Regions from separate parts of the Homo sapiens genome. Here region 2 is linked to region 1. Evidence: chromatin loops called from intact Hi-C (ENCODE). Cell type or tissue: heart left ventricle. All regions are shown on one strand. Each heading gives the region's core, and the rest is flanking DNA. Links, peaks and the distances in the headings are about the cores only.

Evidence for each region. Hi-C counts contacts between places; a loop is a spot of excess contacts. Peaks named below come from ENCODE experiments on the same cell type or tissue, not always from the same donor. Only the 100,000 strongest peaks of a DNase experiment are listed, where the experiment ranks them.
Region 2: a loop joins it to region 1, with 2.7 times the contacts of the local background. A loop is called at or near these places in 1 of 110 quality-filtered maps.

Annotation. Positions count from the first base shown.
Region 1 is chr18:55,869,864-55,881,390 of GRCh38, forward strand. No RefSeq gene overlaps it. Among named protein-coding and RNA genes, the nearest start is that of LINC01416, 45 kb to the right of the region's middle. In heart left ventricle, for the core only: no CTCF peak of the experiment used is centred there; no DNase peak of the experiment used is centred there; H3K27ac peaks cover 1,338 bases.
Region 2 is chr18:56,316,719-56,328,245 of GRCh38, forward strand. No RefSeq gene overlaps it. Among named protein-coding and RNA genes, the nearest start is that of LINC03069, 130 kb to the left of the region's middle. In heart left ventricle, for the core only: no CTCF peak of the experiment used is centred there; a DNase peak (open chromatin) is centred at 5,003.

The DNA of each region.
Region 1 (11,527 bases), core at 3,478-7,477:
GGATTTCTGGAAGGACAATTCTTGTTGAATGTTATAATTGTCTGCATTTCATTTTTCCTTTCTAAGGAATTTCAAAATAAGTGATCCATTCTTCAAGTCCCAGATGTTGTTGTAAACCAGAATTTTGGAACATTTGAATTAAAATTCAATCCCCCAAAGTTCTGCTGAGTCCCAGCTCTCAAACCAAACACTGACAAAAATGTATTTGTGCAATGGTTCACATGACTTCCTCAGTGCACCGCGTCCTGGGCTGTGTGACTCAGTCCCAAATGAACTGACACACCATACTGTAAATTTTATAACAACCAAACTCCAGGACACTAGAAATGACTCCTTGGTTCATAGTTTTTGAAAGACTAAAGTTCTGGAAACATCCTTGAATATTGATTTTTTATGACTCTTAAGCTATGTTGTTTTCCTAACAAAACTCTCAAAAAAAAAAAAAAAAAAACCCTAAAATGTTCAAGTCGGTTAAAAAGTTTCCTGCATAGCATTGGCAGCCGTTTCAGTAAGACTAGTGAAGAACACGTGTCTTAGGGGATGGGGATTAGTCATTATTATCTTGTCCAAATTTAAGCAGATTATTTTGGGAAATGTAAATATCCATGATTTAAAAGCAGTTGAGAGACAGGCCAATATATTTAGCAAAAAATGTTTTCAAAGTTTCATATGAATCTCCGATGTTAGATTTTCGCGGATACAAATCTCAGTTTTCCATTCCCCCTTCTGCCCGCCATTCATTCACCTGTGTTTGTATAATGGAAACCAGTTATACAGCTCTGGTTACACATCTGTTTCATGCATGTGCAATTACAAGCCGTTTTAGCAACTAGTAAAACTACAGGTGTCTGGGTTTTAATGTAACCGTTTAAAAAGAGCAGTTCATGGGCCTCTGATTATTATTTTTTATAGCTGGCAATGTTCCTAAAGTAGACTGCCAGCTCAAGGGTTAAACATAACTCTGTTTCTCTCCCATCTGGTGGAATCTCTGAAACCCATTTGTAAATTAATTTTTGAAACTTTGAATCCATACTGCTGCATACAGTTATTGTATTCTGCACAGACAGCTTGTACTGCTGCTTTACATGGCTCCAACAACAAACAATTAACTGGATTTTGAGTGGTGGATGCTAAAGTCATTAAGTACGTGTATCTATTTGGCTTGCTAACTCCTATACCATAACAGAGACCACAGTTACCATCAAATCACTTTGATAAATAATGTTGTCATGTAGTTTCATAACAGCTGTAGAATGTCGATCAGTGCCTTCTTAATCAGAAGTTCAGTTCTGTATAAATGAAAAATTTCACTTGGAGATCTCTCTTATTTTTTTTTATTTTTTTTATTTTTTGAGACTGAGTTTCGCTCCTGTCAAAACTCAGGCTGGAGTGCAATGATGCGATCTTGGCTCACCGCAACTTCCGCCTCCTGGGTTCAAATGATTTTCCTGCATCAGTCTCCCGAATAGCTGGGATTACAGGCACCCACCACCATGCCTGGATAATTTTGGTATTTTTAGTTGAGATGGGGTTTCACTATGTTGGCCATGCTGGTCTTAAACTCCTGACCTCAGGTGACCCGCCTGCCTCGGCCTCCCAAAGTGCTGGGATTACAGGCGTGAGCTACTGCTGCGCCAGACCAGATTTCTCCATTTTTAACCTCTCTCCATTTAAGAGCAGATGGAAGATGAAAGAGTTCTAAGAACTATTTTAACAACTACTGAAATTCATTATTTGCCAATAAAATAGTCCAAGAATAAATTCGTCTGCTCTTAGAAGAGAAAGATAGGTATGTAAAAATATAAGTGGAGAGAATTGATTTACAGATTAATTTCATTAGACTAAAATTAAGATTTCAAATTTTTAAAAAATGCTGTCCAGCACTCCCAAACTCAACACACATGGTAGCAGGTACAAGTCAAAATCAATTACAAATTTGAGTTTGCTGCACTGTAGTAAAGATAAGTTGAGCTGCTATATTTAAGGCTCTGGTGACATTTCCATTATGAATATAAGCATCACTTTTCAGGGATTTATTGCTCAGCCATAACAATTTTTAGGCACGATCAGTTATGAAATTGTAGGACTTGGCTTTCAGACCAGATATTTTTATTTACTTCTTTTGAATTAAGGAAGAGTTTAAAGGATGGAGAGAGTAGAAGCATGGTTACCAGAGGCTGCGAAGGATAGTGGGGGGCTGGGAGGAAGGTGGAGATGGTTAATGGATACAAAAAATTAGCTAGAATGAGTAAGACCTACTATATGATAGCACAATAGGGTGACTATAGTCAATAATAACTGAATTGTACATTTAAAAAAACTTAAAGAGTGTAATTGGATTGTTTGTAACTGAAAGGATAAATGGCTAAGGGGATGGATACCCCATTCTCCATGATATGCTTATTTCATATTGCTTTCTGGTATCAAAACATCTCATGTACTTCATAAATATAGACAACTACTATGTACCCACAAACGTTAAAAATAAAACAATTTTTAAAAAGAAAAAAGAAAGAATTTAAATGTTCTGGATGAATGAAAACAAATTAACAGTAAGAACTATGAACATTTCCTTTGTTAAATAAAATTTGGCCATTTCACAGAAGCATTGAAAACTGTAGTTAATTTCTTGGTAATATATTTTCATTTGCCCTTTATTCCTAACAGCATGATGATGTTTCTATGGCAGAGATGAACCTAGAATTGATGACACCCCAAACACTTTCATTCTCCATATGCTAATTATTACTCAAATTAGAGAGAGAAAATTTTCCTTGTGTTTTATGATAGGCTTAAAACATAAAATAAGTGAAGATTAGCTTTCTAGAATATGTAAAAATTTGACTCCAGTATTGTTTTTGAATAATATTTTAGGCAAGTCAAGCCCCTGGTTAAAATCCTCAGCAGTGACTGTTGTCTTCTAAAGTCCTAATTTTCAAGGTGTTCCAAAATCAGTTCCCAGCTTACTCTTCATACCTCAGCTTTCACTAATTCTCTTTATGAATCCTACAGCAAACCTAGACTCCCTGCCCTTTGTCAGGCACATCTAATTTACCTACCCTCTTCCTTTTTCTCTCAACCCATCTCTATCTAAATCCTTCCCATTCTCCCAGGCCTACTTTAATTATAAGCACCTCCAAAGATGTTTTCTTGATCCTTCTTACAGAAGCATTTTTTTCCTCCTGAACATAAAAAAATTGGGGTTTTTGCAACAGCTGTTTATGTGTATGTTATTCACAACCTATTTCCTAATGAGGTGCTCACCTAAGGTTTGTTGATCACATAAATGCATGAATGAGTATCTGCTATTGAAGACTTACCTACTTTTGGATTTATGCTTTCTACTAGGATCAAGTGATAGATAAATAACAGAGCATGACATATAAATATGTTAATATAGATACATATGTTAACACTGTATCTTTAGGGGATCTTAGCCCATCCATAAATAAATAACATTTGAAACAAAGGCATAACAGAGGCAAAATTGATTTGCTTTAGAAGGTCATCTTCCTCTCATTCATCAAGGCTACAAATGTAGCTTTGCCTTCTGTCTCAAAGCCATTTCCATGGTTGTGTATCTGAAATGTACATATCTGTCTCCTGCGCATCCTGCCCCACATCATGCCTGGACCATCTCTGGACCACAAAACATTTTCCCAAAAGGTCTCTTTGATTCCAGCTGTCATGGGCTGTCAGGATGAACTTCCTAATATGCTGATAAGAATATGTCAATCCCCTGCTTAGAAATCTCTAGGTGGGGGATTGACTACTCACAAAGTAAACTTCTGATCTACAAGTAAAATTCAAATCCCTTAAGGTGTCATTCAGTGCTCTCAATCATCTGCTTTCAATGTTCCCTTCTGGCTTCATCTCCTCTGGTCTCCACCACATGGCTTATGCTCATTCTCTTGGCTAACTTCACCTCCATGAAAATGCAATTATACTTCCTTCTTGTAGACTGGAACACTCTTCCTCACTTTCCGCCTATCCTTTAAAGCAGTGGTCTCCAATCATTTTGGCATCAGGGACTGGTTTCATGAAAGACAATTTTTCCATGGACCTGCTGGGTGGGGATGGTTTCAGGATGAAACTGTTCCATCTCAGATCATTAGGCATTAGACTGTCATAAGGAGTGCACAACCTACATTCCTCACATGCACAGTTCACAATAATGCTTCTATGATAATCTAATGTCACCACTGATCTGACTGGAGGCAGAGCTCAGGCAGTAATGCTCACTTGCCCGCCACTCACCTCCTGCTATGCAGCCTGGTTCCTAACGGGCCACAGACAGGTACTGTCCATGGCCCGGGGATTAGGGACCCCTGTTGTTTTAGGTTTGACTTTAGTGCTCCATTCTCTGCCAAGTCTTCTGTGATCCAAGTGGTCAGAATGTATTGCATTTCATTTGGATTTTTGTATATACCTCTATTTCACTGTACCTAGACCTATGGTGAGTAGCTTGTATTTTCAACCCTACCAAATCACTACTTCTAGAAAACAGGAACCATGACATCATTATGTTTATGTATATCTCTTTGAGCTAGTAGTGTCTTCTTATATTGCTTTCTACACAGTAGTTAATTGCCTTGTGATGAATTCAACCACACCTTTTGGGTATATAATATACCTTAATGAGAATTGTATTCCTAGGATAAATAAATAAATAATTTCAGAAAATGCTAATCAACAATTATCAGTTAATCATGTGCTTATAATTGATGAAGCATTGACTCATCAGATTTGAATCATCAGGTAGATTTTAGTGACTTATCTGTGTTATTGTTTTCTTAAATAAAATATTTTGAGTAACGAGGGGGAATAAGTTTGATTTTTTTAACTTCTAAATTCTTTTTTAGAATTTAGGACAGTTTGGAATTGAATGGTCTCTATATTGGTAAGTATAATAAGACCTTTAGTGCTGGTAGTTTTATTTAAGTTTGGAAACTCAGGTGGAATAAAATACTTATGGAATAAGTGATTACTTCATTCTCCATGGTAATAATCTACCTTTCAGAAAAGGTCAAAGAAGCTCTTTTATTCATTTTTTTATTAACCTTTTTATTTTAAAACAAGCTCCTTTTGTAAAGAACAAAAGTAGGCTTGAATTTTACTTTGCTGGTTGTCTGGACTGTAAAAATGAAAGTATAAACCAAGCCACCAAATGAAAAGAAACAGGGGGTCTCTTTCATTTGGAAGAGAAATTGTAAAACACTGCTCACACCAGGCATGTATTCATTTTTGTATTTCAAGCATTTAAAAAGTTGCTAGTGCAACTATAATGTTTTAAATACTCAATCTTTAAATGTTTAGCCTTTTTCTGAGGCTGAGAATCTGCATTGTGAGATGGGTAGCTCCTTCTCAAGATGCAAGACCCCCAAGTGCTTTTACATAGAAGCTCACTTATTTTTTACTATTCCCGAAGGAGGCATTCTAGCACATGTCTAATGTCAGATTTCTACAAAGGGCAATTGAACATTGTCTGTTAGCCTGTAGATGGAACAGAGCTCTCTGATGACATTGAAGGGAAGGGTGGGGATTATCATAGCTTGATAAGCCTGGAAATTCTGCCGGATGGCATTTGGCAGTATGGAAATGTGCTCAGCTTATCTTACAGACAGGAATACAAAATTCAAAGAGTGAAAATGACTTCTCTAGATAGAGGCTGATCTGGACCAAGACTTGTAATTTTCTCAATGCCCAGTGTTTTTTCATCACCAGCCCACTCTTCTCACTGTTCCAGATGTGGGGGTTTTCCTCCTTGGTAAACACTGTGATCTATCCCTTTAATTGATTTTGTTCCCTTCTGAGCTTGGCAGCAAGTTGGAGGTAAGCACAGCTGCATGACTGCTGAGCATGCTCCAGATGCTTTCAGATGGAGACAGAAGCTCTTTTATCCTGTAAGCTCCAGCTGAATCGGGGGCCAGAGGTCAGGACTACCTTTACACATTTTCTTTAACGTCACCAGCCAGCTTTGCTGACAGAATTGTATGGCTCCCCATGTCCTAATTCAAGAGAGATTTATTTAGCAAGGGATTCCCGGTAAAGCACAGCATGTCGAAAGTATCCCAAAGCTCTATAAATGAGTCAACTAGACATAATTGAAAAGAGGGTGTTACTTTTTGCATATTCTCTATAACAGTGCTGTCCAAAAGAACTTTCTGTAATGATGGAAATATTCTATATTGGTGCTGTCCAATATGGTAGCCACTAGCAATATATAGCTGCTATATCCTTGAGACGTGGCTACTGTGAATGGGGAGCTGAATTTTAATTTTAATTTTATTTAAATTAAAATGGTCACATTTGATTACTACTGCCATATTGAACAGAGCAGCTCTATATAAATGTGGTGGATGTGTTATGGCACAAAAGAAGTTTTTAAAATGGTGGTTAGTTATTAGCCATTTTTCTCATATTTAATAACTATATCTCCTCATTGATAAAAACCAGTATAATGGAGTAAATAATAACAATCCATGTGATAATATGAGTGAGAGAATTACTCACTGAAATTACAGTGCCACAGACAAATAGTGAAACTGCTTGCAACATTGCTACTACTGTAGAGAGCCAATCCATGTCTTAGAAAAGCCAAAACATGTGGAGGCAGAGGAATTTGATTTGAATTTGGCTCTCCCATTTTCGGAGTGATATTGAGCAATCAAAATATTTACTTGTGCTTATTTACTTCTTTTTAAAAATGACCTGTTGGCTTTCCATTTTCTCTTCCTCTCTGCATCACTTAGCTATTACCCCAGTAATACTGCCTAACGAACCACCCCAAAACTTAGCAGCTTAAGAGAACAATCATTTCCTCTTGTTCACGCACCTGAATTTGGTCAAACTGCAGGGACTTGGTGGATTTAGGCTGGGCTCGACAGATGTTGGCACCAAGCTGCAAGTGAGTCCAGCTCAGCTCCATGTGTTTTCTGTTTTCCTGGCACCTGTGGGCCAGCTTGGGCATGTCACTTTCATGTGATGGTGGAAGTGCAGAAGAACAAGCCAAATTGCACAAGTGTATTTCAAATATCTGTTCATTTCTTGTCTGCTAGCATCTCATTAGATAAATCGAGTCACATGGCCAAGCATCAAAGTAGCAGAATCTTATATTCCTCCATGAAGGTGCAAGAAGAAAGTGAATACTTGACAAACAGTTATGTCATTTGATCACAGTCTCCATAAACTCATCTTCCTCAAATGTTTGGCATCTACTGTTTGATAAGTTCAGTGTTCGTTTGTAAAATGAGAATAGTAGTAACAATGTCTGCTTCACACGATTATTTAGGATTGCTTAAGAACTTTGAAAAGGAGCTTTTTTCAAAAATAAAAATACATCAAGTGAACACAATATTTTGAATGATTTTAAGCAATATTCTCCCTCATCACAATTATCACTTCATGAATAGACCAAACTTTAAAAAATTTCCTTAACATAGTCTGGATAATAACATCTAACTTATACCTACCATTTTTTCCATATTCAATCCAATAACTTACATATTGGCATTAAAAAAGGTAAGTCGGTTAACTGCTGGAGTGAATATTGTGTTTGACTCTCCAGCATACATTCCATACCTTCTGTCTCAGTAAAAGGCAGCAATGTGGTTAGAGAAGTGACCTCTAATTAAAGGATGGGCCAGACTGGTATAAGAATAATTCCATCTCCCTTGCAAGTCCTTTGTTTGAGAGAGAATGTGTAATGTGGTTTTATCAAATAAAACCCAGCTAGAGGGTTATGGGAGGCTTGTAAGGCTGTTTCTCTATCTTGAGAGAGTTGTGGGAAGCCATTCTCTCTTTCTCTTACTAAATGTGAATGAAGAAGCAGATTGTCTTAGTTGCTGCTAGTAGGTAGCCTGCAGCTCCAGGTCAGAGAAAGGCTGAGTTAAGAGAATCACAGAGAAATAAGACTGTAGTCCTGATAGGACATTGTCACAAGCGTATACCTTTTGGGAACATTGAATTATGTGATTATTAATTATTCTACTCATTTAAGCTTATTTGATTAAGCATTTTATAGTCTTTCTCCTCTTCTAATTATTCATGTTATTTCATTCCTTCCTTCATCACTCATTTATTCATCCATTCATCTCATAGGAACTCATAAGGGTCCATAGTGTGCATAGCTCTTACCAAGCATTAGGAAAGATGAAAAATGAATTTTAGAAATAATTTTTTGCAATTCTGTGTAAAATTGGTAAGTGAATTTATGCTTTAACAAAATCCTCTCTTTCAAACAACTGGAAGCTACAGATGAAATTTAAAAAAAGATGACCAAGATGATGTAGGTAGGCACCAAAATGGGATAAACATATCTGTGAATCACAGATAAAACAGGATCAAAAAGTGTCATAAGGGCTGAACATGCAGCTCTGCCAGATTCCAACTCTGGAATCAGGTAATGGCAGCTTGGATCCTGTACCAAACATACAGATGACATACTTAGCCAAATGTACAGAGGACATACTTAGGCAAATGTACAGCTTGAATCTAGGAACTGAGGTAAGCCTACCACTTCCTGAAATGAGGTTGGAAAAAGTTACTGCTGAGTCCCTGTCTGAAGTCATAGCTTTATAGGACTCTGTGGGCGTAGGCAGACAACAGACAAAAACACTGCCTCACAACAAGGAGCTGAGCCAAACCATCTGATTATTTGATTTGTTATATCTCTCAAATTATGGTAGAGCAGGAGAAAGGATGCATTCTAATATGAGCTGGATGTTGACTGGGTGTCAGTCTTCACTGCTAAAGACTGGGAAGGGGGAATCCAGGAAGAAAAAGAGAAAGACAAATAGGAACAGAGAGAGAACAGAACAAATTCTGCAGGGGAAAAAGAAAAACCCAAAACAAGAAAAGAAATCTAATGCTAAACAAAATAATCAACAAAATCAACAACCAGAACAAGAGTTAATTTAATGGTGCAGTTAGGAAGAGACTTAGATGAAAATGTTTAGAATGTTCAAAGAGATCAAGGAAAATATTATATTCATTAAAAAGAAAAAGATCATGAACCAAAGTCAGGCAGAGTTGAAACAGGAACAGGAAGATATGCAAAAACATAGAGATGTTGCAAAAAATATAGCTATTGAAATAAAAAATATCACAATAAATGTGATAACATTTACAAATAAATAACTGGTGGTTTAAATGATCATAATAATAACTCAGGTCCCAGCATCAAAGCTTTAAGAAGCAAATGTATCATGTCTTGTCTTCTCTACTTCAGAGCACAGAAAAGGAAGAAAAATTATAACGCTGGCAAAACTTTTAAAAGAAAAGTAAAAGAAGGAAATATAGATTAGTCATACAAGCATAGTTGCATAAATCCTAAATAAAATAATATCTAATTATCCTCTACTGGTGAATTTTTTAAAAAACATACAAACAAGTGATTTACTTCAGGGATTTAAGGATAATTTAACTCCAGAAAATGTACTAAAGTAATTCACATTAGCTGACAAACAGAGATAAAGTAGGTGATTATCTTAAGAGACGCAAACTAAATTGATAAGATTCTGCATTCATTCATAATTTTAGAACAGTAACAAAATACAAAACTCAGAGCAAGTTAGGAATAGAAGAAAATTTTCCAAACCCAAAGGATGAACTTTGAAAAGCCTCGAGCAAACATCATTTATCTGTGAGCCATGAGAAACATTCCATTTTGGTTAGCAAAAAGACAAGAATACCCACCATCAACATGCTTTAGTATTTTACTGGTAGTTCTAGTTAGTGCAGTAAGAGAAGAAAAAGAAGTAACAATTGCACACATTAGAAAAGAATAGAAAATTGTTCTTATTTTAGGTAACATAACTCTTCTATAGAAAAAAACCACACACAAACCAAGAAACTATACAGAAAAATTATTTGAACAGGAGAATTCAGAAAGGTTGTTGGATAAAACATCAATAAACAAAAATTGAATAGTGCTTCTCTTTCATATGAAATATTCAATTACAATATAATTAAAAATTAAACATTGTTTCAAATAATGACAAATGCTATAAGGTACCTAAACATAAATTTAACTAAAGACCAGTAATATCTTTGTGGAGAGCCTTACAAATATTATTGAAAGACAAAAGAATGCCAGAATAAAAAGATAAACCAAGATCCTAAATGAGAAAAGCTAATACTATAAAGATATTAATTCCTATCTCCACAACTAATCTATAAATGGAATGCTATTTTAATTGAAAAAATCTTATCAGATGACTCTAAAACTATTACTGTAACAAACAGCCAAGAATAATGAATGAATTCTGAATAATAATAAAGGAACTAGCTCTACTAGTTCAATGAACAGGGCTCGAACAATTGCTTTTCCATGAAATTATATTTTTCATTACACCAGTGCATACATATAAATTTCAGGGCAGATAAAATATTCAGATGTTAAAGAAAACTACTGCTTTCAGAAAAAAAAATAGGAAATATCTTTGTGAGTGCAAACTATCCTCCTTAAGTAACATGCAAAAAGCATAAAACATATAGGAAAAGATTTAGGACTTCTGCTGTACTAAAATATCAAATTATTACAAACAAAAACATTAAAAGTAAAGTTAAAAATAACAACAACAACATAAGCCATACAAATAGATATTAGGAAAAGATATTTTCAACTCAACAACAAATTAAGGATTACTATCCAGAACACATAATGACATTCTATAAATTATTTTTGAAAACCCAGTGTAAAAATGAGCTAAGGATATGAACAAGAAATTCACAGAATAGGTAACCCAAATGGCGAGTACATACATGAAAGCTTCCTAATCATACCAGGAATTATTGATATTCGAATTCAAACTGATGCAGGGTAGATAAGCTCCAAAACTGGGGCTTAGTCTGGGCTGGTTTTTGGCTTCGCTGGGGAAAGAATTCAAGAGTGAGCTGGTGGTAGAAGAAAACAGCTTTACTGAGGCACCAGCGTTACAGCGCCGTGACTGCTCCTGCAAGGCAGGGCTGCCCCATAGGCAGTGTGTTGAGAGCAGCGGCTCAGGGGAAGTTCGGCAGTCATATTTATTCTCACTTTAAGGGGCAGGCTATTTAGAAATTTCTAGAAAAAGGATGGTAATTTCCAGGTTGTCTCCATGGAAAAGGGTGGTAATTTTGAGGTGTCACCATGGCAATGGTAAATTGTTATGGCTCTAGTGGTCGTGTCTTATGGAGAAGTGCTTTAGGTGCCTCTTCCCTGTTTCAGCTAGTCCTCAATCTGATCCAGAGTTGAGTCCTGCCTCCTGCCTCAAAACCAATCAGATAAATAAAAAGGAGTTTGGCAAATAAGTGAAGTAACAGGAATTTTTAGGAACTGTCCAAATCACTTTTGAGAAAAATGTGTCAGTATCTAGTCAAGTAGAAGAGAATGCTATCCCTGACTCATTTCTACATATGTGTATCACAGGAACTCTCATACTTTTGTACAAGAAAACATATAATAATGTTAATGCAATATTATATCTCTTATTGATATATCACTTCTCCATAGGGAGAACAGGTTTTAAAATTTGGTGTATTTATAGAA
Region 2 (11,527 bases), core at 2,547-6,546, 450 kb after region 1:
TAAAGGATTGCTGATGATATCATGGAGCTCTAGAATTAATACTCTGTCTCATTGCTTCTTATTGTGTCAAACAATGAACTGCCTTAGTGTTTCCATTTCCTTGAGGCAGAGTTCTTGTTACTTGCAGCTAAACACATCCTGATACTGCAGCTGGAAAGCGAGGGCCAAAGAGGTTTCACTCTTCTTGTTGGTTCCCCCAGATAGTGAGTGATAGACCTGGAACTAGAAGACTGGCTGCTCTAAACTGAGAACACTTAAGTTTCTGGTTAGACAAAGTGTAGTGTTTTATGAATGAACTGAGACTAGCTAGGTAGATTCAAGTGATTTCATTCTAGCTGGCGTTTTGAGGGAACTGTTTCATAACAAAGACTATACCCACCACCCACCTTTCTTGCATTTACTTTATTTTTTGTTAAATATTTAAGGGACCAATCATTGATATTTTCCCAAGAAAAAAGAGTCTTAGAAAAATACCAACAGTACAGTACACATACAAACAGGAGGAAATCTGTATCCCTGGCCCGGCCATTCTGGGTTTTTGTTGTAGTTGCTCTTTGTTTGTTTGTTTATTTTTTTTCATTACTAGGACAAAGAGTTTAATTTCACTAGCTACTACTGTGTGAATGTTCTAACAGGAGAGATTTTCTTCCTTGTTCTCTTATACTATGCAAATAGTCATTTTTATGCTACAAGGTCATACGCTTGCCAGCTGGTTAACCTTCACTGCGGCCCCTCTAGTGGTCCCTGTTCCTATTGTGCCCATTTCACAGATGGAACAAAAGAGGTTAAATGACTCTCCCCAGACTACAAAGTATAGCTCACTGCAGCCAATATCACATAGAGAATAGAGATGATTACTGCATCTCTCAAGCCGAAGCTCTCTTTTGGGTGCTGTTCCTCAGATAATTGCCTCCTGCCCCCCCAATATGTGTGTCTATAAGTGTGTCACCTCACTGAGGATACCAAACAGAAAGATAAACAGAAAGATGGAAAGGATCGCCCATGATATCATGGAGCTCTAGAATTAATACTCTGTCTCATTGCTTCTTGTTGTGTCAAACAATGAATTGCCTTAATGTTTCCAATACTTTGAGTGAGAGTTCTTGCTACTTGCAGCTAAACACATCCTGATACTGCAGCTGGAAAGCGAGGGCCAGAGAGGTTTCATTTTTCTTGTTGGTGTCCCCAGATAGTAAGTGATAGACCCGGAACAAGAATACTGGCTGCTTTAAACTAAGAACGCTTAAGTTTCTAGTTAGACAAAGTGTCTAACCCCTCACCAGCAGTGTAGGGATTCACTGCAGCTACTCTCTGCCTGTGGTCTTCTACATGTAAATCTGGGTTCCTCACACAGACTCACCTTTCCTTTGGGGATCTGATTAATTCTCAGACATTTTTAAAGCCCAGGAACTAATGGAGAACCAGAAAAATAATTACCATCTGCCCAGTTTACAGTCATGGTTTTGTTTTATTTCAATTCATCTCAGAATCCTGTGATTTTGAGTTGTGTTCAAATTAAATCTATTCTTTAGAATTATGGACCCACATGTAAAGAACCATAGACCTCAACATTAATCCTGTCCAATTACTCCATCTTTGCTTCAGAACATTCAGAGCTCATTGCCAGAAAACTCTTCCAAACACTGGGACAAAATTTTTCTTCCTGCCTCCTTTACCCATAGGTTGTAGTTCTGCCTGCTGGTGCCTTCCTGAACAAATACATTTCCTCTTTCACAAGCCAATCCCTCAGATATTTTAAGACTGCTACCTTGTAACCCAGAATTTTCTCTTCCCCCTGCTAAACATCCTCATTTCCCTTAGCTGTAAAGCCAGGAGCCTGGGTCCAAATCTGCTCAGGAATCTGACCAGTCTTCTCTATAAGTGGGCTCCAGGAATTATGAGAAACTTAATTGAACATGAATCTTCCCAAACTTCCCTCAAACTCATGTGTTTTGTAAATTTCCATTGAACAGCACTTTCTTTTTTGGGCTTATTCCCTATGACCCTTTGGAAAGATATGAACTTAATTGGGTTCCTATAATTCCATTTATTTGGGTCTTTTTTTCCTAGAAAATATTTGCTTCCCAGTAAAAATCAGAATAGGACCAATTTGCTACACCAAGGAGCCCAGTTTTCTTGCTAACATCATTAGCAATGGGGCTGTTTTGATAAAGGCCAATTTTATCTACAATTAACACCCAGCATCTGATTTCAGATGCAAGCTAAATGTTGTCACATCTATTTAAAAATACATGAATGTCCCATTAATATGTGTGAACCTCTTATGAGTAAACTCAAAATTTCCCTGTGGCAAAGGAAGGTGATCAAAAGCCTCAGAGAGCAATTTCAATCAATACCAAGAATGAATAATATTGCCTTAATCTTAAAAGAGTCCCTGTAACCAGAGTCACTGAAGGCACAGCCTCTTGGTGAAGATTTCAAACAATAACTAATCAATCAACAATAATTTTTGAGGACCTACTTTGTGCAATGCAAAATAATAACTTGGCCTGGACACAGAACATCAAGACTGACACAAGCCTACCCTGGATTTTGCCATCTGGTTGTGGAGCTAAGACAACACATCTGCCTTGGCACCAATGAGGCCACACCTACTAAGTACCAACACATGGAGCAGATCATCAGTGCAGAAGCCTTGTAGATGTCCCCATTTACAGCTAACATGTGAGTGCTTGCTATATGCTCACAGGGCTATGGACATTATTTCCTTTACACACTCCAGCAGCTTGACTTGGGAGAGAAGTGAGTCAATGCAAGATGGTGACTCTCCGTCAGATCTTCCTGGAATGGGAGAGGATAAGACCCCAAACCAAACTGTAGGGTGAAAAACTTCCCCTTGTGAGTAGCTCCCAGAGCTAAACAGATGACACTGAGCCCCAAACATCTGAGCAGAGTGGAGAAGGGAAAGGAGGAGAGGAGGCCCAGCAGGGTGCTGTGGGCAGAGGGACTGCGGTGGCATCAGGCTGGAAAGTGCCTGGGGGAGATGACCCCTGAGACTGTTGAAAGTGAGGGCAATGTCCTTGGCAGAATGGGAGGTCAGGGCCCTGCGCTCCCACTCCAAAAGTCATGCCCCCTCCCAATCCCATCCTTCTGAACTCCAGAACCAGAGTGAGAAGTGACCTTGATATTCTTCTACCAGCCCTCCATTTTGAAGCTGAGGACATCATAGTCCAAGAAAATGAAATAATGTGGGCATATCACCTTGATGCTTCTCACTTAGACTGGGATTAAGCGCAGGCTTCTAATTCTCAGTCCGATCCCTTTCCACTGAATCACACTCTCTCCCAAACCAGGTTTCTCTTCAGCATTTCCCATCTTCTCCTCCCCTTTCTCTCAGTTTCTCACATACAGGAGGGCTTGTGGTGCCCTGTCTACACACTGAAATCAATAGCACCTTACACAAAAGCCCGTTAGACTGCCATGACTCAAAACTTACATGGGAAGGGAAATAAGCTTTGTGCATAAGTAGCTATAAATAAAAGCCCAAAACTAGTGAAAGTTTCTAGATCTCCTTTTTATTTAAATGTTCCTCATTTATATGCAACCAATTCACAAAAGCCCACACACCAATCTGTAATGCACCTGGTATTGTGAGAAATTGCCAGTTTGGTAGTGTCATGTTTTTTCCCCCCACAATAAAAACTGCACAAGTTCATGTCCTTAGGGTGCAACAATCTCTTTTCCTTTTTTTTTAAATGACTCCCCAAAACAAGTAGGTTTACAAAATATAACAAATGAAATAGGTTCTAGTCCCAGTCTTCTACCAACACCCATCCAGGTATATTTTAGAGTGAGGATATCTAATAGCTCTCTCTGATGTGGCTTTGTACCACACTCGTACCAAACCACAATCTGTGTTAGCCTGCAAGAGCTGCCATAACAAAGTGCCAAAGACTGAGTGGCTTAAACACAGACATTTATTTTCTCATTGTTCTGGAGGCTGGAAGTCTGAAATTAAGGTGTCAGTAGGGATAGGATCTTCTGAGACCTCTCTCCTTGGCTTGTAGAGGGTTGTCTTCTCCCTGTGTCTTCAACTGGTCTTCTGTTTGTGTGCATCTGCATCCTAATCTTCTCTCCTTATAAGGGCACCAGTTATACTGGATTACAGCCTACCCTGCTGATCTTTTTCTAACTTAATTACCTCTTTAAAGACCCTATCTCCAAATACAGCCATATTCCGAGGTGCTGGGAGTTTGGACTTCAACATATGAATTTGAAAGGAGCACGCTTCAGCCCATAACACTCAGGCCTCTGACTACCCCCAAATTCATGTCCTCACATGCAAAATACATTCAACCCATACCAACAGCCCTGAATATCTTAACCCTTTTCACCATCAACTCAAAGGACTCTACCTAGAGCAGCTTTTAGGGCTGGCATTTGAAGAGGCAGAGAGGAATTAAAATAATGTGCCATTTCTCATCTGGGACTGGAGTTTAGGCCTGGCTTCCAGCACCAGGAGAGAGGCTTTGGCTAACAGGGTTATTTCCGCTGGAGAGATGTGGGACTGTCCTGTGGGGTTCTGCAACTCTGAACACTTTCAGAAAGGAGTCTGTTTCTCCTGAATCACTGCACAAAAGCTTCAAGGGTGAAGTGGTAAAACGTCTATGGAGAATGCATCTCCTATTGCCTCTTGTTCAAAAGGAACTGATCTTCTCTCTTCTAGGAAAGGAATACAGAGAGCTGATTCAGCTTACCAAGGGTAAAAATAGCTAAGTGGACAGCTTGAGCGAAACTTAGCAGTTCACCTGTTTTTCCTGTTATCGACTGCAGAAGAAAGTGTATCAAGGACTGCAAAGTTAGAAGCCACTGTAAAATCAGGGCTCTGTGTAAAAACCCTCTATCTGAAATTGAGAAGAGATGGCAGGCTGAAAATAGACAGCTGTTTCAGATGCTTCTCCTTGAACAGCTGCCAGGGGACCAGCAGTCAACAGGAAGCCTCGATGGCACTAGTTCGGGGAACGCACTGTAGCACGTGGCTGTCAGTGGGATTCCATCAGATCACACCCAAGGGGAAAAGGCTCGGGCTTCCCGTCATCATTTGCCAACTTTCCAAAGTTCAGTGTTATTTTCAGGCTAGGCCAAAGTGTAGTTGTGGGTCAAGTTCATTTTTGGTGGTGCAGGGCTGGGAACCTTTTCCATAAAGATCCACTTACTTAGACATCTATGACTTCTGAACTCTAACATTTGAATTTACAATTGAGTCCTTCAGCCCGGCTGACCATAGGCAAGCAGAACTTCCAGGAGGGTGAAAATAGAGAGATGAAGACAACCTTCATGAGCTGTGCCGCTGCAATGACAGTAAGCAGCGGGGGCTCACTCCTGTAATCCTAGCATTTTGGGAGGCCAAAGCGGAGGCTCGCTTGAGGCCAGGAGTTTGAGGCCAGCCTGGGCAACATAGCGAGACCCCATCTCTGCAAAAATATAAATTTTAAAAAAAGAAATGACAGTCTACAATCAGTTCTACTGAGGTGTGAAATAGCCATGTTAGGGATTTGATAAGGGAGGAGGGCTTTGGGGCTTAAGAAAAAAAATACACACACACACACACACACACACACACAAACACACACACACATTCCTTTTTAAAGAGAGACAAGAGACAACTTGAGACTAACAAACATGCCCCAGTTTGCCCATCCTCAAACATTATTAGATGAGTCTGTCATGTTGACAAATAGCCCCCACTAACAACAGGCCCAGCAGACAGCAAACACAGCAGTGTGTTCGATTCCCACTCCTCTCAAACGCAAATTGTGGAACACAGGAGGCCTGTACAGTGCACACATGTGGTCTAAAAATACCACGCCTGCCTTGTCTTTGTAGGGATTGCTTCCCAGGCGACAGAGGCCCTGAGGCCTAGGACCTACCCAGGGGAGGGGCAGGGGCCTCCGCCTGCACCAGAGCTAATTACTGGAGGACCTGGGCAGGCAGCTGCCGGGCCCTGCTCCCCATTTGTGAGCACGTTGCAAGGCAGTAGTTCTAACTTTAGAACCGCACTCTAAACTTTGATCTCCCATTGCGGCCTGGCTTTAGGCAAAACATAAACTTGAGAGCTGCAACATATTTTTTAAATCTTATTCCCTGGTACTTTAAGAACAAGGACAGGAATTATTTTCAAATGAGAATCTTTGACTGCATAACACAGGCTTCCAAAATTAAGCAGAAACACATGGCAGCTCTTATTATTAAATTTCCCTTGGAAAACAATGCTTTAAATTATGGGGAGGGGGGATAGTTTGATAAAACTTTGAAATGTGAAGCTTAAAGTTTAAAATAAAAAATGACTGTAGTGTTTTGTTTTCTTTAAAGATTATTATGGAGTTTTTCTAGCTTTGCCATTATTAATCAATTTCTACCAATGGTTAAAATTGAATGCTTGGGGTTCGAAATATAAATGACTATTTTTCAAGCTGAAATCAGGTGCTAAGGGGCTTTTTGAAGTACAGAGAGAAATTTGGACTGCCCAATTGAAGCATCTCTCCATAAAACATATTTCTAAGAAAATAATGAAGGTGAAATTTAACTGTATCATAGTCTTTACCTGATTCTGTGTAGAATTCAGCAAGAAACAGAAACCTTCTAAAAAAGCGTGCTTGTGCCACAATTAGGGCCAGCCACTGGCATCTTCTATTATCAAAATAAATCAAAACACAGCTTTCCTCTTCTCCCTAAGCCATTCTCAGAAAGGATTTGGGCAAGAAGATGTTCTTAGAAACTGCACTACCATCTCAGACCTCCCAGGCACTATTTAATTCTCCCTTCCCTTCAAGGACTAAATCAATTACTACCTTCTCAATGAAGCCTTTCTGATCACCTCATTTAAAAGTTTCCCATGTCCCAATCAGCCCACATCCTTACTGTGCGTAGTGCCCATTTGGAACTTATTATTTCCTGTTGGATGTGGTTAGTGATCTTAGGAGTGTGTCTCTTCCCTTCGCAGCTACCTTATAAACTCCATGGTGATAAGAATCAGCGCTTTCTCTTTTTTGCATACCCCGTTGGGCCTAGCTCAGTGCCCTGAACCAGTGGCTGGGTTCCTGCACCGAAGACTGCAGGGGATACAAGCAGTGCTTAGTAATGACAAGAAGTTATCTTCTAGCATCACCCAGGGGATGCCCTGGGGAACAAACACAAAGGAAGAAAAGAAACCCCAAACTACTTCCACTCCCCTTCCCACTCATGGCCTCTAACAGTGCCTGGCTGTGCTAATGGAGGTGAGGCAGCCTGCTGGGCTCACAGCAAAGTGGTAAATTCTACTATCAAGGCTCAGCTTGATGCAGAAATGAAAGGAGAGGAGGAAGAAATTGTCCCCACTCTGATTTTGCAAATGACTTTATTTTTTGACTTCTGTCAGTTTTCATAACTCTGCTCCACCTTCATGCCCTGGCCTGATTTTAAGCTTCTCTGATTAAAGGGATGATTTCTGTGCAGTGCATTACTGGCTGCAATAATATCCATCCCCCACCCCCACCCCCTACACACACCCACCAGTTCTCATGCCATCTTTGCAAAATTTTTGAAGCAGTATTAATACCAGTTGTAGAAAAATAAGAACATCATTCACAAAACTTGGTTTATACAACTGAATTCCAGTTTGGAGAGACTTCCTTTCTCTTTATAGGAAACTTCCCTTCTTCTTTCAAACAGCCAAACCAATAAATCTCTACCCAATTTTGGGTAGAGATTTCATTGCCTGAATCATGAAGAGACATCACAGGTTCAGAGGAGAGAACTTTGCCCAGGTGAATGTGGAAAAAATAGATGCCATCTGTGATTTAAGGCCTTGTTATTCACAGTGTGGTCCACAGACCAGTGTCATCACCTGGGAGCTTGTTAGAAATGTAAGAATATCAGTTTCCTCTCCAGATCTACTGAATCAAAATCTTCATTTTAACAGGATCCCCAGAGATTTCTATACACATTAATATGGATTAGAATATCTCATAAAAACTGTCTCCCCATCAAAAAGCCTTCTCTCTCCAATTTGTCATTCCTGGCCTGAAATGCTCATTGTAGAGATGAACAAGATGAGGGTGAGCCATGCTTCTGTCACCTTTAAATTGGAAGTTCACCCAAGAGAAATGATATATTAAGGCAAATCAGATACTGGTACTGAGGTGCTCCTTTCTATGGGAATCTGTGTTTGAAAGTGGGAAAAAAATGAGCGAATGCTCTGGACCCTCTAGGACAATATGTGCATGAGATTTGCCCTGGTCATGAGGATGCTAAGGCCATGAGAAATCCTCTGTCTAGATCCAGATGTGGAAGACAGAATCTGCACAGTGGTGGCCGGGCATGGTGGCTCACATCTGTAATCCCAGCACTTTGGGAGGCAGAGGCAGGTGGATTACCTGAGGTCAGGAGTTCAAGACCAGCCTGGCCAACATGGTGAAACCCCATGTCCACTAAAAATACAAAAATTAGCCAGGTGTGGTGGCGGGTGCCTGGAGTCCCAGCTACTAAGGAGGCTGAGGCAGGAGAATCACTTGAACCTGGGAGGAGGAGGCCGCAATGAGCCAAGATCATGCCACTGCACTCCAGCCTGGGCAACAGTGTGAGACTCTGTCTCAAAAAAGAAAAAGAAAAAAAGATAAGAGAATCCCTATGATGGCGGACTTTCAACAGTTAGAAAATAACCTTCCCACATGGGTAACCACATCCAGGAGGGCCTGAGGGCCAGAGAATAGAATGAGGACACCAGTGACAGTGAAATGGGCCACAGGGAGGGAGAACAGAGCCAAGACCCGAGATACTGGCTGTGGTTCCATGCTGGGGTACCTGGGGACAGGTGCTTCTGTAAACAGAATTCATCCAAAAAGCCCGGAAACAAAAAAGTCCTCAGTCTTCATCCATCTGCGGGTATATAAGGGGTCAGAGTTACACTAGTGATGGTTTCTACTACCTCACTAAACCCTGCTGGTTCCGCCAAACCATCCCTATTGTGAGTTCCTTCTGCCATCTTGCATTTTTCTGGGAGACTCCAGGAGCTATCTCAAATCTATGAGGCATCAGACTGTTTCTTGCTCTGCTCTAGGGTGCAGTGCCCTGTCCATCCTCCCAAAGACAGATGCTCATGTCCTTGTGGCTCAACAGCAACCCCATAAGCTACTTCTAAGACCAAAGGTAAAGGTCCAATCCACCCACCCCTTTGTGTATTGTTATGTTAGAGAGATACCTTAGCTGAGCTGTGGATAACAAGGGTAGAGCTCAGTGAAACCTCCCTTCTCCCCTCCCATCCTCAGACCCACCTATGGAGCCAGTCAGCTTCAAGTGTCCTCACAGGAGCCAGTCTCTCTCCTGGACTCTACGCTATGTTCATGTAATCTGTTATTCATCCCTCCCCGTTCCCACTCTGCCAGTTCACCAGACATGTCACTGTCTTCCTGTTTCTAATCATGGATATGGTCCGTGTTCTTTTTCCAATAAAAACAAGGATAGAATGGGGGATTGGACAGACATGGAACTGGGGATGAGAAGATAGTTGAAGGAGAGAGGTGCCACTGGACCCCTGCTCCTGACCCAGCCAAATCTCACCATGCACCACTGCAACACCCTGCTACAACTAATCAGTTTGTTAATAAACCAAGTGAAACAATTTTAAAATAAACTTCAAGGGGAACACAAAGTGACAGCAGCCCGAAGGAATAGCAGCAGTTCTACCCACTCTTGCTCATTTGTTCATTTATTCAGCACCTAAAACAGTGTCTGGCATAAAACAAGCCATAAATATTTGCAAATGAATGACCAAATGAATGCATGAATTTAGCAAATACAGGCTTAGTGCCTGAATGTGCAAGTCCTTATGTGAGACACTAGAATGCAGCAGTAAATCAGAATCCATCCCTGCCCTGACTGAGGATCCAAGGGAAGGAACAGATGATTCCCATTCCCATGTGTGATAAGTCATGCAAGCCAGAAACAAGGAGTAGCTGCAGGTGCACACAGGAGGGCCTGGGTGAGACCCCCACGAAGGTGGCCCAGCAGAAATGGGGCGGGGGGTGGGGGGTGAGCAGGTTATATACAGCCAAGGGCACATATGCTGAGTCACAGGGGTTTGGGGTGCCTGATAATGGAAGTGCCTTCTCTGACTTCTTGTGGCATCCCCCTGCAGGTAACAACTGTGAATATCATCAAGTCACAACCTGGGTCCCCAGCACTCTGGACTGGGTGGGGCTGGAGCTGGAGTTCCTTTATTCTGGGGATAGCTCAAGTCCACTGCCAATGGCTGACAGTCATTAATACACAGGCAGAAAAAAGAAATAAGCTGCTGTGTCTGCAGTTGGGAGGGGAGCACTGGGAAGGACAGAATGGAAGTTACTGTATCCAGATACCAGCGGCCTTTACATTTTAAACATGGAGAGGAAGGAACAGGCAGATTAAAAAGTGAAAAATGGCAGTTTACAGAGAAGGCCTAACTGTTGGAGAATGAGTACGAGATGAAGGGAAGCAGCTTTGATAGCAAACCAGGGGAATAAGGCAGTTATCTGCCAGTATCTACTGCTTCAAAGAGAAGCTCAAGCATCATCTAAGTAGTTTTACACAGGGAGTGAGACTGAGTTTGGTGGGGATTTCATTGAGTAATGGGATAAAAATTCAGGCACTGCTCATTCAGTTCCAAGGTTCTCTTGCAACCCAGTTTTGAGCTGGAGGGAATTGTGTTTTGGTACATATTTATGTTTGAATGCAAGCCAGCCCACATTCGACAGGCACGGAGCTCTTTCATGCTCAGAAAAGGGAAAAAAAAGTTCCTGTTCTTGTATATTCTTTCATCCTAAACCTGAGACACTTAACAAGAAGCCGGTGTTGGCAAAGGTGTGTGTGTGTGTGTGTGTCTGTGTGTGTGTGTCCTAACGAAATGCACATATTTGCTGCAGTGAAGGAGCCAGTTTTTCCATAAATGGCTAACAGGAATTTGATGAAGTGTTTGCAACATTAAATGTGTTGTGGGTCACGTTGTAACTTACATTGTTCCCCAGCCTCCACTTTTCCTTGTTTCCTAACCAACCTCCATCCCGCCCCACATGCCACATTCATCCAGGCCTTCAATAGGTCTGCTGTCAGTTCCCATAAACTGGCTCAGGTTGTAGAAATGGTTAGTGAAGTCGGGCATCTCAGCCATTCCCACCTCTTACTTCCCAAGGTGTCTCATGTCACCAAATTACAAATCATCCACAAGCAGAAGATCAAATCCAGGCTGACTAAAGCCATGTGGAATGTGGACACTTGGGGGCAGTTAAATACCTTACAGGTTTCTGCTGTAAGATTTGAAGCTTTGAAGGCAGAAATCAATGGCCAGATTTTCAAAGGAAAAGGTTACAGGTGTGTCCAGGTGAGCCCCAGACAGATGGATCTGTGAAAGCAAGTGCCTGTGCAGGTGCAGTGACTGCTCTGGCCATATGTCCTGTACAGACATGGGCTGCAGAGGAAGGAACAAGACTGTGAGTCAAAGAAGACAGGCCCGTGCAGCCATCCGTGCCTTACTTGTCTCCAGGTATATGGGGCA